2 separate regions of the Homo sapiens genome follow, and region 1 is linked to region 2. Evidence: chromatin loops called from intact Hi-C (ENCODE). Cell type or tissue: psoas muscle. All regions are shown on one strand.

The links. Hi-C counts contacts between places; a loop is a spot of excess contacts. Peaks named below come from ENCODE experiments on the same cell type or tissue, not always from the same donor. Only the 100,000 strongest peaks of a DNase experiment are listed, where the experiment ranks them.
Region 1: a loop joins it to region 2, with 8 times the contacts of the local background. A loop is called at or near these places in 54 of 110 quality-filtered maps.

What each region holds. Positions count from the first base shown.
Region 1 is chr5:112,935,797-112,943,796 of GRCh38, reverse strand. No RefSeq gene overlaps it. Among named protein-coding and RNA genes, the nearest start is that of REEP5, 18 kb to the right of the region's middle. In psoas muscle, no CTCF peak of the experiment used is centred here; no DNase peak of the experiment used is centred here.
Region 2 is chr5:112,875,601-112,883,600 of GRCh38, reverse strand. REEP5 (receptor accessory protein 5) reads left to right here. Exons shown (of 5, transcript NM_005669.5): 5 at 4,766-7,216. The coding sequence ends at 4,815. It also overlaps a transcript of SRP19 not described here. Among named protein-coding and RNA genes, the nearest start is that of SRP19, 18 kb to the right of the region's middle. In psoas muscle, no CTCF peak of the experiment used is centred here; no DNase peak of the experiment used is centred here; H3K27ac peaks cover 923 bases.

The DNA.
Region 1 (8,000 bases), 60 kb before region 2:
TAATTTTTGTACTTTTTGTAGAGATGGGGTTTTGTCATGTTGCCCAGGCTGGTCTCCAACTCCTGAACTCTAGTAATCCGATCACCTCAGGCTTCCAAAGTGCTAGGATTACAGGTACGAGTCACCACGCCTGACTTAAATTATTCTATCATTAAAAAGTTTTCATTTTTACCCCAAATGAAGCTTTTCATCTTAAATTTTATTCGTGACTCATGCCTGTAATCCCAGCGCTTTGGGAGGCTGAATTGGGGGGATCACTTGAGGTCATGAGTTTGAGACCAGCCTGGCCAACATGGCAAAAACCCATCTCTACTAAAAATACAAAAATTAGCCAGGTGTGATGGCGGGTGCCTGTAATCCCAACTACTTTGGAGGCTGAGGCATGAGAATCGCTTTAGCCTGGGAGGCAGACGTTGCAGTGAGCCGAGATCGTGCCACTGCACTCCAGCCTGGGTGACAGAGCGAGACTCTGTCTCAAAAAAAAATAATAATAATAATAATTCTATTCATTTGCTGTTAATTCCATTATGTTATTAGCATTTCTGCGTACTCTTTTTTTTATTAGTATTTGATTGTTATATTTTTCTTTACTTTTATCTTGAAATTTCTGGATGGTTTTAAGTGGGCTCCTTGAACTATTTACACTATTGTTTGCTTGCTTGTTAATCAAATGAGATGATTTTTATCTATTAGTAAATGAATTCTATCTAATAAACTTATATAGTCAGTCATCCTGGTATATTTAAATTTATTTTTACCATCTAATTTAGGTCTTTGCTTTACTACCCTTTTTCTTTTTTTCTTTTTCTCTTTTTATTCCTGTTGCTTCTTTGGGACTGATGAAATTTTCTATATTCTTCTTTCCTTCTTTGTTGGTTTTAAGGCTATGCATAGCATTTCTATTTTTTTTAACATGAATATCTCTACATTTTTCCTATAAAGTCTCCAATTACATACACAGTGTTTTTTCCTTCTCCTGAACAAGACACAAACCTAAACAAGCTTTAATTACCTAGTAAGTACTTCCACATTATTGTTTTTATTTTTAATTTATTTTTTTGAGGTGGAGTTTCACTCTTGTCGCCCAGGCTGGAGTGCAATGGCGCAATCTCAGCTCACTGCAACCTCCACCTCCCGGTTCAAGCAATTCTCCTGCCTCAGCCTCCTGAGTATCTGGAATTACAGGCATATGCCATCACGCCCAGCTAATTTATATATTTTTAGTAGAGACGGGGTTTTGCCATGTCTGCCAGACTAGTCTCGAACTCCTGGCCTCAGATGATCTGCCCGCCTTGGCCTCCCTAAGTGCTGCGATTACAGGCGTGAGCCACTGCACCTGGCCCCCATATTATTTTTAACCCTCAAATTATTTTTTATATTGATAGTTAATTGTACTTACCAACTTATCAATTTCTATGCTTTTCATGTTTGCTTACATCTAATTTTTTCTTCCTGGGTTTACTGTTCTTCTAACTGAAGTATGTCTTTTTAGTAGATCTTTCACTGTAGGTCTGTGGTTAGTAAGTTCTCTTATTTGTATATATTTGTTTTATATATTGTACACCTAAAGATGCACTTTCATTAAGCATTTATTCTGTCTTTTCTATACAAAGTAAGCAAGTAGAAGTAGAGAAGTTTTCAATTTCTGATGAATTAATGGATCAGTGGTTGCCAACATCACACAGAGAGAGACAATCAGTTATTACATATTTTCTACAAGTCACCTACAAAGGAGTCTAGCCTGAAAATTGTACCTGAATCTGATCAAGGCCATAATCTCACTACCAATTTATAGAAAATACAGAAAACAGACAAGTGTAAATTACATGGGAATGCAATCAGCAAAATACAGATGTGGGAAACTCTACAAGTCAGATAAAACAACCCAGTTTCTTTCAGAAGTAAGTTGAAAAAGGTGGGGCAAAGGGGATTGAAGGGGTAGGTAAAAGAGACTTAAAAGATGTATATAGTTAGAAGGAAAATTAAGCTTCAGAGTTTAGAGGTGCATCATGGGCGACAGAACTATAAAGAAAGCAAGAAAGCAATGAACATAAAACTCAAGATGTAGTTACTTTCAGGGGAAAAGGAAAGGATTGGGATTGGGACAGGGTAAATGAAGGACCTCTCCTGTGGCTGCAGAGTGGACCCCATTGGGATACAGCAGAGAATGAGACCAAGGCCCAGCTCTCAGGGTGTTTACACAATAGGAGAAATAAACCAATAAATGAATAATGCAATGTCAATTAGTGATAATGGAATATAAAACATAGTTGACCCCTAGCCTCCAAATAAGTGCCAGCCGAGTTTCATTCTTAACACAGAGTACATAGAAAATATAATTACTTGATAAGGTCAATAAGAAATCAGCTTTCACAATATATTATGGCCAATTAAGAGGAAAAAGTAAAGAGAAAAGAAAAGAAATGAAGAGAGAAAAAGAAATAGGGGCATAAAAAGCAAGTCCAAACATAGAAGAGAAAGACACCCACAAAGGCATAAAAACACCCACATCCATAGGGCCAGAACTTTATGGGTAAAATATTTTATTATAGCTACAAATTCATCACTCTATATAGATATAGGGGCAGGTTGTCTTGGAGCTCTCATCTTCAGTTATTTAGTCAAGGTCTAGAGACTGTGCCAGACTTGATCATTCCAGCCCCAACACTTCCCTAGGTTTGTTCCCTATTTAGGTGGTGGCACATTATAAGTACATTTCAGACTTTTTCTGAAAGCAGATATTATAAAGAAAATGAGTGTGGGAGTAGAAGAGTATTCATCCTCAGAGGAAAAAGGACACTGAAGGGGCTGTAGAGGTGCCCAAGTAAATGCTCCAGTTTAGCCACAACTCAATCTACACACCATGAAGGCCCTTTTTCTTGCAGCCCTGCAGACTAACAAAATGGATGGTAGAGAATGCTGACTGTGCATAGAAGGCTTTCTCCCCGTGTTCACCTTGGAAGGGTCATTTATAGCTCAGTTCCTTGGATTCAAAAAGGAAATCAATCTTACCACCTATGGCAATAACAAAAATGGCAACAAAATGATTGCGGTTTTTAATTCCTTCCTGTTGTGGTAGCTTTCATTTGTCCTGTTATTGCTGGATTTATTAGAAATAACTATCCAAGTCAATAAACCAGAAAAATGCAAGCTCCATCTCATCTAGACATCCTAAATGTAGTCACAATTCACTTTAAATATGTATAGTTTATGTAGTTCACATTTTCATTTACAACAATATAGAATATTAAAATTAACTTGCAGACTATGAGATGGCAGGAGGTCATAAGGGTAATAACCATTTATCAGTGAGATCTCAACCAAATTCTGGCTTACAGGTTTTCCAGTAGAGTTGTGGTTATTTTTTCCCTTTGTAATGAAAACAGATTTGATTATGGTTGTAAAAGTAGTATTAAAAAGTAATATATATTCATTATTTTCAAAAGTTAAACAACAGGAATATATTAATATATATCAAAAACATAAAAGTTGGCCAGGTGTGGTGGTTCATGCCTGTAATCCCAGCACTTTGGGAGGCCGAGGCAGGAAGATCATTTGAGCTCAGGAGTTCAAGACCAGCCTGGGCAACATGGTGAAACCCCATCTCTACAAAAAATACAAAAATTAGCAAGGCGTGGTATTATGTACCTGTAGTCCCAGCTACTAGGGAGGCTGAAGTAGGAGAATCACCTGAGCCTGGGAGGTTGAGGCTGCAGTAAGCCACAATCATGTCACTGCACTCCAGCCTGGGCAATAGAGTGAGACCCTGACCACCCCCCCGCAAAAAAAATCAGTATTCTCTCCACTAAGGAATCTATTTGCCCAGACTTTTTTTGTCTGCAGGTGCACACACGCATGCACACACACATACACGCCCCTCCCTCTACCCCCACTTAAGTGTGTTTTTTTGTTTGTTTGTTTTTTGAGTCAGAGTCTTGCTCTGTCACCCAGGCTGGAGTGCAGTGGCATGATCTCAGCTCACTGCAAGCTCCGCCTCCCGGGTTCATGCCATTCTCCTGCCTCAGCCTCCCGAGTAGCTGGGACTACAGGTGCCCGCCACCACGCCTGGCTAATTTTTTGTATTTTTAGTAGAGACAGGGTTTCACTGTGTTAGCCAGGATGGTCTTGATCTCCCGACCTCGTGATCCACCCACTTCGGCCTCACTTATTTTTTTAATTTAATATATCATAGATATTCTTGATATATTGTAGATGAAAAAGCAAGTTATTTAATTATATATATATAGTATGACCCATATTTCATTTAAAATTCCTGTATGTTGGCCGGGCATGGTGGCTCACGCCTGTAATCCCAGCACTTTGGGAGGCTAACTGAAAAACAAAAATTAGCCGGGCGTCCTTGTGGGTGCCTGTAATCCCAGCTACTTGGGAGGCTGAGGCAGAGAATTGCGTGAACCCGGGAGACAGAGGCTGCAGTGAGCCAAGATCGCACCACTGCACTCCAGCCTGGGTGACAGAGTGAGACTCTGACTCAAAAAACAAACAAACAAAAAAACACACATAAGTGGGGGTAGAGGGAGGGGCGTGTGTGTGTGTGTGTGTGCGTGTGCGCACCTGCAGACAAAAAAAGTCTGCAGGGTGTGGTGGCTCACGCCTGTAATCCCAGCACGTTGGGAGGCTAACTAAAAATACAAAAATTAGCCAGATGTGGTTGTGGGTGCCTGTAATCCCAGCTACTTGGGAGGCTGAGGCAGAGAATTGCATGAACCTGGGAGACAGAGGTTGCAGTGAGCCGAGATCGCGCCACTGCACTCCAGCCTGGGCGACAGAGTGAGACTCTGTCTCAACAACAGCAACAACAAAATCCTGTATGTTTATATGTAGACACAAATAAAAATCCCTATGTAGACACATGGATATATGATTTTATTTGTACAGAAAATTATCTGACAGGGGCCGGGCGTGGTGGCTCACACCTGTAATCCCAGCACTTTGGGAGACTGAGGTGGGTGGATTCCCTAAGGTCAGGAGTTTGAGACCAGCCTGACCAACATGGAGAAACCCCATCTACTAAAAATACAAAATTAGCCAGGCGTGGTGGAACATGCCTGTAATCCCAGCTACTCGGGAGGCTGAGGCAGGAGAATCGCTTGAACCTGGGAGGCGGAGGTTGTAGTAATCCAAGATCGCGCCATGGCACTCCAGCCTGGGCAACGAGTGAAACTCCATCTCAAAAAAAATTATCTGACAGGATACAAACCAGTTTTTTTTTTTTTTTTTGAGACAGCGTCTTGGTCTGCCTTCCAGGCTGGTGTGCAGTGGTGTAAACACCGCTCACTGCGGCCTAGACCTCCCAGGCTCAAGTGACCTGCCCACCTCAGCCTCCTGAGTAGGTGGGGCTACAGATGCATGCTACCATGCCCGGCTAATGTTTGTATTTTTTTTGTAGAGACAGGGTTTTGCCATGTTGCCCAGGCTCAGATTTTTAACAACAGGGAATGAGATGGAAGGGAAGGGCAGGTAAGTAGGGGAAACTTCAAATTTTTGTTTATATATATCTGCGATATCTATTCTAAAAAAAATACACATACTATTTCAGAAAGTAATCAAAGTACACATAAAAAACAGCTCTTTATTTTTTTTTTTTTTTTATTTTTTTTTTTTTTTGAGACGGAGTCTCGCTCTGTCGCCCAGGCGGGACTGCGGACTGCAGTGGCACAATCTCGGCTCACTGCAAGCTCCGCTTCCCAGGTTCACGCCATTCTCCTGCCTCAGCCTCCCGAGTAGCTGGGACTACAGGCGCCCGCCACCGCGCCCGGCTAATTTTTTTTGTATTTTTAGTAGAGACGGGGTTTCACCTTGTTAGCCAGGATGGTCTCGATCTCCTGACCTCATGATCCACCCGCCTCGGCCTCCCAAAGTGCTGGGATTACAGGCGTGAGCCACCGCGCCCGGCCAAAAAACAGCTCTTTATATCAACATTATTTGTTATCATTTTTAATCATTCTCTACTATCTCGTTTGGCTACAGTATAGTGTTTAATGAATTGTCTACTTAACAGCTTTAGGATGTTTCCAATCTTTTGGTATTATAAACAATGTTGATAGGATAGCTTTGCATATGTTTTCTGTACTCTCTCATCAGCCCTGAGTATTACCAATTTTACTATATTTTCACCCATCAGCCAAAAATAAGTTCTTATTTTAATCAACAGTTTTTAATGACAACTGAATTGAACATATTTCCCATGCATGTTATCTATTTATTTTTTATTTTTGTTTATTTTGTGGATTTTCCTATTCATATAATTTGTCCACTGTTCTTGGAATTTTTATGTTTTTCTTAGATAACTGCTTATATATAAAGTTATTAATCCCATCTGCAGTACACATATATAAAGTATTTTTCCAGTTTGCTTTTCCATTTTTAGATTCATGTCTCTTTTGCCTTTTTTTTCTCTTTTTTTGCCATTCTCCTCCGCTTTAACTCACTTGCTGTCCTAGTCTATTTGTGCTGCTATAACAAAATACCTGATATTGGGTAATTTATAAAGGATAGAAATTTATTTTCCCACAGTCCTGATGGCTGGGAAGTTCAAGATCAAGGTGCTGGCAGGTTTGTTGTCTACTGAGGGTCCAGTCTCTGCTTCCAAGATGATTCCTTGAAAACTGCATGCTCCAGAGGGGAGGAATGCTGTGTCCCCACATGGCAGAAGGTGGGAGGGCAAAAAACAGGTCTGACTCCCTCATCAAGCCGCTTTATAAGGGTACTTAATCCTATTCACAAGGAAGGAGCCTCATGATGGCCCAATCACCTCTCAAAGGCCCCACTTTTTTAAATTTTATTTTTATTTTTATTTTTTGAGATGGAGTTTCACTCTTATTGCCCAGGCTGGAGTGCAATGGCGCGATTTCAGCTCACCACAACTTCCGCTCCCCGGGTTCAAGCAATTCTCCTGCCTCAGCCTCCTGAGCAGCTGGGATTACAGGCATGTGCCACCATGCCTGGCTAATTTTGTATTTTTAGTAGAGATGGGGTTTCTCCATGTTGGTCAGGCTGGTCTCAAACTCCCAACCTCAGGTGATCCGCCCGCCTCGGCCTTCCAAAAGTGCTGGGATTACAGGCGTGAGCCACCGTGCCTGGCCGGCCCCACCTTTTAATACTGCCACATTGGCAACACCTGAATTGTGGAGGGGAAAATTCAAACCATATCACACGCTAATTTCCTGTATATATTGGACTGTCCATGTGCTATTTTATTTCTGTGGTTTGTCCATCCCTGCACCAGGACCCATAGTTTTAATTACTGTAGCTATATATGTGGTAAGGCACGCTTTGCTCAGACTTTTCTATTTTGAAATGTTACTAGTTCCTTTCACATGTTTGTTTATTCTTACTGGTAATTAGAATCATTTTGTCAAATCCCAAATGTTAAGACTGTGTTAAACTTACATATACATTTGAGGAAAATTATTTATAATATGAATATGTCCTTAGACTATTATGTTCCCAAGTCAGGTTATACAGTTTTCTTTAAATATGTACATCACAGGCTGGGTGCCATGGCTGATGCCTGTAATCCCAGCACTTTGGGAGGCTGAGACAGGAGGATCACTTGAGGCCAGGAGTTTGAGACCAGCCTGGCTAACATGGTGAAACACTATCTCTACTAAAAATACAAAAAAATTAGCCCAGTGTGGTGACACGTGCCTGTAATCCCAGCTACTTCGGAGGATGAGGCAGGAGAATCACTTGAACCCGGGAGGCGGAGGTTGCAGTGAGCCAAGATCATGCCACTGCATTGCAGCCTAGGCAACAGTGAGAGTGAGACTCTGTCTCAAAATAAATAAATAAATAAGTATACCACATATTCATGTCAAATGTAAACTTATCCATTTTATGTTTTGTGTTATTAATGCCAATAGAAATGTTTAGTTTTTTGGCTGGGTCTGGTGACTCATGCTTGTAATCCCAGCACTTTGGAAAGCCAAGGCAGGCAGATCACTTGAGGTCGAGACCAGCCTGGCCAATATGGTGAA
Region 2 (8,000 bases):
ATCACGAAGGTAGTGTAGTTAGGAAACAGGAGGTCCAAAGACTGAACGCTGGGGAGTCTAAGGTTTAGAGACTGGAGAGATGAGAAGCAACTAGCAAAGCAGACTGATAAGGAGTGGCCAATTGAGGTAGCAAGAAAACCATGAGCGTGTGGTATCCCTGGGGCCAAGAACAGAAAGTTTTTCTTTCAGAGAGGAGAAGTGATCTGTCATGTTACATGCTGTCAACAGGTCAAGTAAGATAAGGACTGAGAACTGAGCAGATTTAGCAATGAGGAAGGTACTAGTGATTTTGATAACACAGATTTTGTGGAGTGATATCAAACTCCTGATTGCAATGGATTTGAGAGAATGAGAGAAAAGGGATGAGAGAATATAGATCTTTCTTTTGAGAAATTTCCTGCAAAGGAGAGCAGAAGAATGGGGCTATAACTGGAAGAAGGAATTATGGTCCTGAAATTTTAAAAGTTTTTTTCTTAAGGTAGGAGAAACAAAGCCTGTTTGAAAATTAATGGGAATAATTCAACAGAGCAAAAAATGATGATAGGAGTGAGAGGGTGAATTGTTGGAGCTCTGTCCTTGACCAGTGAAGGATCCAGTATACAGTAGAGGGATTGGTCGAAGAGCTGGAAGTTTATGGTAACAGCAGGGAAATCAGGTTTTATGGTATGCTGTGAGCACATGTGACTATGGGAGCCTACAGAAGTGACTTTCTAATTGTTTCATATTTCTCAGTAAAGTAGGAAGGCCAATTGAGAGAGGATGGGGAAGGAGACAATGGAAAGAGAAGGTATGAAATAGTTGCGAAGGAGAGGGACTGCTCATCTTTTTCTGTAAAGGGCCAGATAACAAATGTTTTAAATTTCGTGGGCTATCATGTCTCTGTTGCAGCTACTCTTCTCTGCCATTGTAGTGTGAAAACAGCCATGGACACTACATAAGCGAGTTTGGCTGCAGTGTGCTGGCCCCTCTAGGACAGTTGGAGAGTAAATGGACTGTCAGGCAGTGTTAAAGGCATGCTTGAGATTTGCGTTCATGAATTTATAGTGAAACCAGTTCTTGTTTATGTTTTTCTCCAGCCATACTCAGCTACATGGGTATAGCTACAGAGTAGGTGGAGAGTTGTGTCAAGGTTGTGATTTCCAGCAAGAACTATGAAGTGAGGGTGGGACTGTGGAGTGGTTAATGCTTGACAATGGAATTTAACCTGAGTAAGGTGGGAAGTGGTGGTGGAAGAACTCTGAATCAGGATAATAGCGGGAATACTCCATCATCATCTACAATGAGCAAAAAAGCAGGGTGGGGAGTGCACTACAAAGATAAAAGGTGATGGTGGCTGAGTGGGATGCTTGATACAAGATTATGGAGGGACTGCAGTATTGGTACTAACAGGGATCCTGGGAGTCAGTGCCATATGTAGGGTGGAATATAAGGGTTATTGGAGGGGAGGAACTAAGAGGTCAGGATATTAGAAGATCATCACATATGTCTACATGGATATTAAAATCATCAATAATTAAAATAGGAGTAGTAGGTCAGGTGCAGTGCTCACACCTGTAATCACAGCACTTCCAGAGGTCAAGGTGGGTGGATTGCTTGAGCTCAGGTGTTTGAGACCAGCCTGAGTAACATGGTGAAACCCAGTCTCTACAAAAAAAAAAAAACACAAAAATTAGCCAGATGTGGTGATGCGTACCAGTAGTCCCAGCTACTCAGGAGGCTGAGATGGGAGGATCACCTGAGCCTGGAGGTTGAGGCTGCAGTGAGCTGAGATGGCATCACTGCATTCCAGCCTGGGTGACAGAGTGAGACCCTGTCTCTAAATAAATAAATAATAGGAGTAGTGTTAGAAAGGAACATTAAGTTAGGAGCTAAAATCTTCAAGAACTAAGGCAAAGTAGCCCAAGAGTCAGGGATGACAGGGAAAGGGAAGGCTACTCAGTGATAGAATCTGATGACATGAGATTCTGAAAGTGGCAATGAAGAACAAAAACAACACCTACCAGATCCATTTGTACTAGGGTCATGAGAGGAAAGAAACAGCCACCACTTGAGAAAGCAGTGTCCTCAGGGCACAGCCAGCTTTCTCTAAGAGCAAGAAGGTAAAGGAAACATTCGGAGGAATGGATGAGGATATAGATTTTGCCAGTGATGGGTCTTGAGTTCCAGAGGGACTCAGATTTTAGAAATTGGAGAAAGGTTTTTGTGTTTTAGAGCTCTGTGGTAGTTAGACATGGGAGTTGTGAGGTTGCCTGACCATGGGGAAGTAAAATCCCAAGACAGTTCTCCAGCAGCACTGATGCCCCAGAAGTGGTATGTTCCCCATTTCTCCCTCACAGACCTCTCTTCTCTGGACTCCTATTTTTGGGCATACAAATCCAGTCTACTTGAATATGTTTTAGGTATTTTTTAACTTGTAGCCTTAACCTCCTCCCACTTTAGGATTGCCAGCTTTTTTTTTTTTTTTTTTTTTTTGAAACAGAGTCTCACTCTGTTGCCCAGGCTGGAGTGCAGTAGCATGATCTCAGCTCACTGCAGCCTCCACCTTCCAGGTTCAAGGGATTCTGCTGCCTCAGCCTCCCAAGTAGCTGTGATTACAGGTGTGGGCCACCACGCCCAGCTGATACTTGTATTTTTAGTAGAGACACCGTTATGCCATGTTGGCCAGGCTGGTTTCAAACTCCTGGCCTCAAGTGATCCACCCACCTCGGCCTCTCAAAATGCTGGGATTACAGGCATGAGCCACCATGCCCAGCCAGGATTACCAGCTTATTTTTAAGAGCTTTCTTTTCTTCTCCCTTCCCTTAGCCTAATCAGCAACCTGTGGTGATGTCATTTCTGTCTACTTCACCCACATTTCTTAGCCTCTTGGTTCTCTTAGATATCAATACTTAAAATCCAATCTTACTTTGTTATGACACATTCCTAAATAGGGGCAAGAGAATTAAAATAAGTTAGGAGGAATTTACATGCTGCCACATTTTAGACTTTTCTCAAAGCTTTTGGATTAACTAGGAATTTCTACAAAGGGTTAGTTAAGGGAAGGACTACATTTTCTCCTTTGCTGTGAACTTGGTTCAGTAATTTTAACTGAGCAAAGGGAGAGCAACTATCAGGCAGCTGGTGGACAAGAAGGGACTCCTTGGCTCTCATCACTAAGGCTCTGGCTCCATCAAGAACAGCTGCAGATTGTAAAATCTCACAGTGGGCCCTGGAGGCTTCTAGACAACCCCTTTCCCCTCCATCTTACACACTGTACTGGTTCTCATAGCACATTCCCTGCCACTTGGTAATTAGAAAGTGGAAGGCTTGGTCTCCTGCAGAAGTAAGAAAATATATTTTTCTTTTTTTTCTATAGAGATGGGCTCTCACTGTGTTTTGGCCAGGGTGATCTCAAACTCCTGGCTTCAAGGAATACTCCTACCTCAGCCTCTCAAAGCTCTGGGATTATAGACATGAGCCACCACACCTGGACAGAATGTTTTCTTGATGAATGTAGTGTCTTGTCACCAACTCAAAGACTTAGAGCAAACTCTTCTCATCATAGGAGAGAATGGTGGCACAATAAGAGTATAAATACAGATTTTAAAAACAATTTAGTATAACAACAATTTATATAGCATTCATGTTGCATTAGGTACTTTAACTAGAGATGGGCTTTTAAAATTTTTTTAAAATAGAGGTGGGGGGTGGGGGTCTCACCATTCATATTGGCCAGGCTGGTCTCAAATTCCTGGCTTCAAGCGATCTTCCCACCTCAGCCTCCCAAAGTGCTGCGATTACAGGCATGAGTCATTATGCCTGGCCGAATTTAAAGTATATGGAAGAGGCCGGGCATGGTGGCTTACGTCTGTAATCCCAGCACTTTGGGAGGCCAAGGCGGGCAGATCACGAGGTCAGGAAATTGAGACCATCCTGGCTAACACAGTGAAACCCCATCTCTACTAAAAATACAAAAAAAAATTAGCTGGGCGTGGTGGTGAGTGCATGTAGTCCCAGCTACTCGGGAGGCTGAGGCAGGAGAATGGCATGAACCCGGGAGGCAGAGCCTGTAGTGAGCCGAGATCGCGCCACTGCACTCCAGGCTGGGTGACAGAGCGAGACTCCGTCTCAAAAAATAAATAAGTAAATAAATAAAGTATATGAAAGCACATAGGTTATATGGAAATACTATGTATGCCATTCTATTTAAGGGCTTGAGCACTCACAGATTTTGGTATCTGTAGGGTTCCTGGAACTAATCTCCTCTCCCCCACCGCCCCCCCAGCCCCCCCCCCCAAACACATATATCAAGGGATGACTGTATTTCTAGTGCTGGGAATGAGGACTTCTCTGATTTGTCGCCATGGGATAAATATGATGACCTAGTTGTCATCAGATTGATAATATATTGATAAGTGAAATCTTACAGGCAAGCACACAGATACAAATAGAATTTGAACACTACTCTTAAGGAATCTCTGCTTCTTTCAATGCTTAAAGGAGAATAGAGGGCAGACAGTTTCGGTGACACTGTCACAACAAGGGGCTAGGCTAGATGACCTTCAAGTATTTTGCTCAAGTATTTAGGATTTGTGCTCTAAGAGGTACCTTCTCCATTTCCTGGAAACCCTCTTAGCCCAGACCACAAACCCCAACATGATCGCACCTGAACATGAGTCATCCAAGTTTTGTTATCTAGTAGCTACATTAGGCACAAAGCTTGCAAGCTTGCATTCCAAAGAAAGAGCTTTGATATATTTTTCTTTCCCTCCTAACAAACAAACAGCGAAGAAAGCTACCGTGAATTTACTGGGTGAAGAAAAGAAGAGCACCTAAACCAGACTGGATGGAAACTTCCTGCCCTCTCTGTACCTTCCTACTGGAGCTTGATGTTATATTAGGGACTGTGGTATAATTATTTTAATAATGTTGCCTTGGAAACATTTTTGAGATATTAAAGATTGGAATGTGTTGTAAGTTTCTTTGCTTACTTTTACTGTCTATATATATAGGGAGCACTTTAAACTTAATGCAGTGGGCAGTGTCCACGTTTTTGGAAAATGTATTTTGCCTCTGGGTAGGAAAAGATGTATGTTGCTATCCTGCAGGAAATATAAACTTAAAATAAAATTATATACCCCACAGGCTGTGTACTTTACTGGGCTCTCCCTGCACGCATTTTCTCTGTAGTTACATTTAGGATAATCTTTATGGTTCTACTTCCTGTAATGTACAATTTTATATAATTCTGAAATGTTTTTAATGTATTTGTGCACATGTACATATGGAAATGTTACTGTCTGACTACAACATGCATCATGCTCATGGGGAGGGAGCAGGGGAAGGTTGTATGTGTCATTTATAACTTCTGTACAGTAAGACCACCTGCCAAAAGCTGGAGGAACCATTGTGCTGGTGTGGTCTACTAAATAATACTTTAGGAAATACGTGATTAATATGCAAGTGAACAAAGTGAGAAATGAAATCGAATGGAGATTGGCCTGGTTGTTTCCGTAGTATATGGCATATGAATACCAGGATAGCTTTATAAAGCAGTTAGTTAGTTAGTTACTCACTCTAGTGATAAATCGGGAAATTTACACACACACACACACACACACACACACACACACACACACAGAGTAACCTGTAACTCTCAATTCCCTGAAAAACTAGTAATACTGTCTTATCTGCTATAAACTTTACATATTTGTCTATTGTCAAGATGCTACAATGGAAACCATTTCTGGTTTTATCTTCAAAGCGGAGAAACATGTTGATTTAGTCTTCTTTCCCAATCTTCTTTTTTAAACCAGTTTAAGGAACTTCTGAAGATTTGTCCACCTCTGATTACATGTATGTTCTTGTTTGTATCATTAGCAACAACATGCTAATGACGACACCTAGCTCTAAGAGCAATTCTGGGAGAATGAAAGGAAGTATAAAGTAACCCATAATCTGCTTGGCAATAGTTAAGTCAATCTATCTTCAGTTTTTCTCTGGCCTTTAAGGTCAAACACAAGAGGCTTCCCTAGTTTACAAGTCAGAGTCACTTGTAGTCCATTTAAATGCCCTCATCCGTATTCTTTGTGTTGATAAGCTGCACATGACTACATAGTAAGTACAGAACAGTAAAGTTAAAACGGATGTCTCCATTGATCTGCCAAATCGTTATAGAGAGCAATTTGTCTGGACTAGAAAATCTGAGTTTTACACCATACTGTTAAGAGTCCTTTTGAATTAAACTCGACTAAAACAAGTGTATAACTAAACTAACAAGATTAAATATCCAGCCAGTACAGTATTTTTTAAGGCAAATAAAGATGATTAGCTCACCTTGAGATAACAATCAGGTAAGATCATAACAATGTCTCATGATGTAAAAAATATTAAAGATATCAATACTAAGTGACAGTATCACTCTAATATAATATGGATCAGAGCATTTATTTTGGGGAGGAAAACAGTGGTGATTACCGGCATTTTATTAAACTTAAAACTTTGTAGAAAGCAAACAAAATTGTTCTTGGGAGAAAATCAACTTTTAGATTAAAAAAATTTTAAGTATCTAGGAGTATTTAAATCCTTTTCCCATAAATAAAAGTACAGTTTTCTTGGTGGCAGAATGAAAATCAGCAACTTCTAGCATATAGACTATATAATCAGATTGACAGCATATAGAATATATTATCAGACAAGATGAGGAGGTACAAAAGTTACTATTGCTCATAATGACTTACAGGCTAAAATTAGTTTTAAAATACTATATTAAATTCTGAATGCAATTTTTTTTTGTTCCCTTGAGACCAAAATTTAAGTTAACTGTTGCTGGCAGTCTAAGTGTAAATGTTAACAGCAGGAGAAGTTAAGAATTGAGCAGTTCTGTTGCATGATTTCCCAAATGAAATACTGCCTTGGCTAGAGTTTGAAAAACTAATTGAGCCTGTGCCTGGCTAGAAAACAAGCGTTTATTTGAATGTGAATAGTGTTTCAAAGGTATGTAGTTACAGAATTCCTACCAAACAGCTTAAATTCTTCAAGAAAGAATTCCTGCAGCAGTTATTCCCTTACCTGAAGGCTTCAATCATTTGGATCAACAACTGCTACTCTCGGGAAGACTCCTCTACTCACAGCTGAAGAAAATGAGCACACCCTTCACACTGTTATCACCTATCCTGAAGATGTGATACACTGAATGGAAATAAATAGATGTAAATAAAATTGAGTTCTCATTTAACTGTTATATTTCATTTTATTTTGTGGGGCTTTTTTCCTAACCCAGAATTATTTAAGGAAAGTTTTAAGTAAATACAGATAAATGAGCCATGAACACTGCTCTTTATTAACTCTATTCCTCACATGGCTTGTAGTTTTCTCCTGGTGGTTCTTGCCTACCAGAGGAAAAGACTTGTCCTAAAGAAAACATACCAACTCAAAAAGTTTCTACCAATAATTAGCACTACATTTAAAGGAAACCGAATCCACTGTTTTTTTTTAACCTGTGTATTGCATTACACACAAAGAAGTCTCCTATGACTTAAGATAGTGTATTGCATGCATCTTGATGTAATAAACTTTTTTTTTTTTTGAGATGGAGTCTTGCTCTGTCACCCAGGCTGGAGTGCAGTGGCGCAATCTCAGCCGCCTCCCGGGTTCATGCCATTCTCCTGCCTCAGCCTCCCGAGTAGCTGGGACTACACGCACCCGCCGCCACGCCTGGCTACTGTTTTGTATTTTTTAGTAGAGACGGGGTTTCACCATGTTAGCCAGGATGGTCTCGATCTCCTGACCTCATGATCCACCCGCCTCGGCCTCCCAAAGAGCTGGGATTACAGGCATGAGCCACCGCGCCTGGCTTTGATGTAGTAAACTTTTTACATGTGCCTCCAAATTATGCTGTACTTGTTTTCAGAAGAGATCAAGAAAAGGAGTACTTGAGAATTTTGATAAAAATACCCACTTCTGGCCTAGCGGACCTGTAATCCCAGCACTTTGGGAAGCCGAGGTGGGCGGATTGCTTG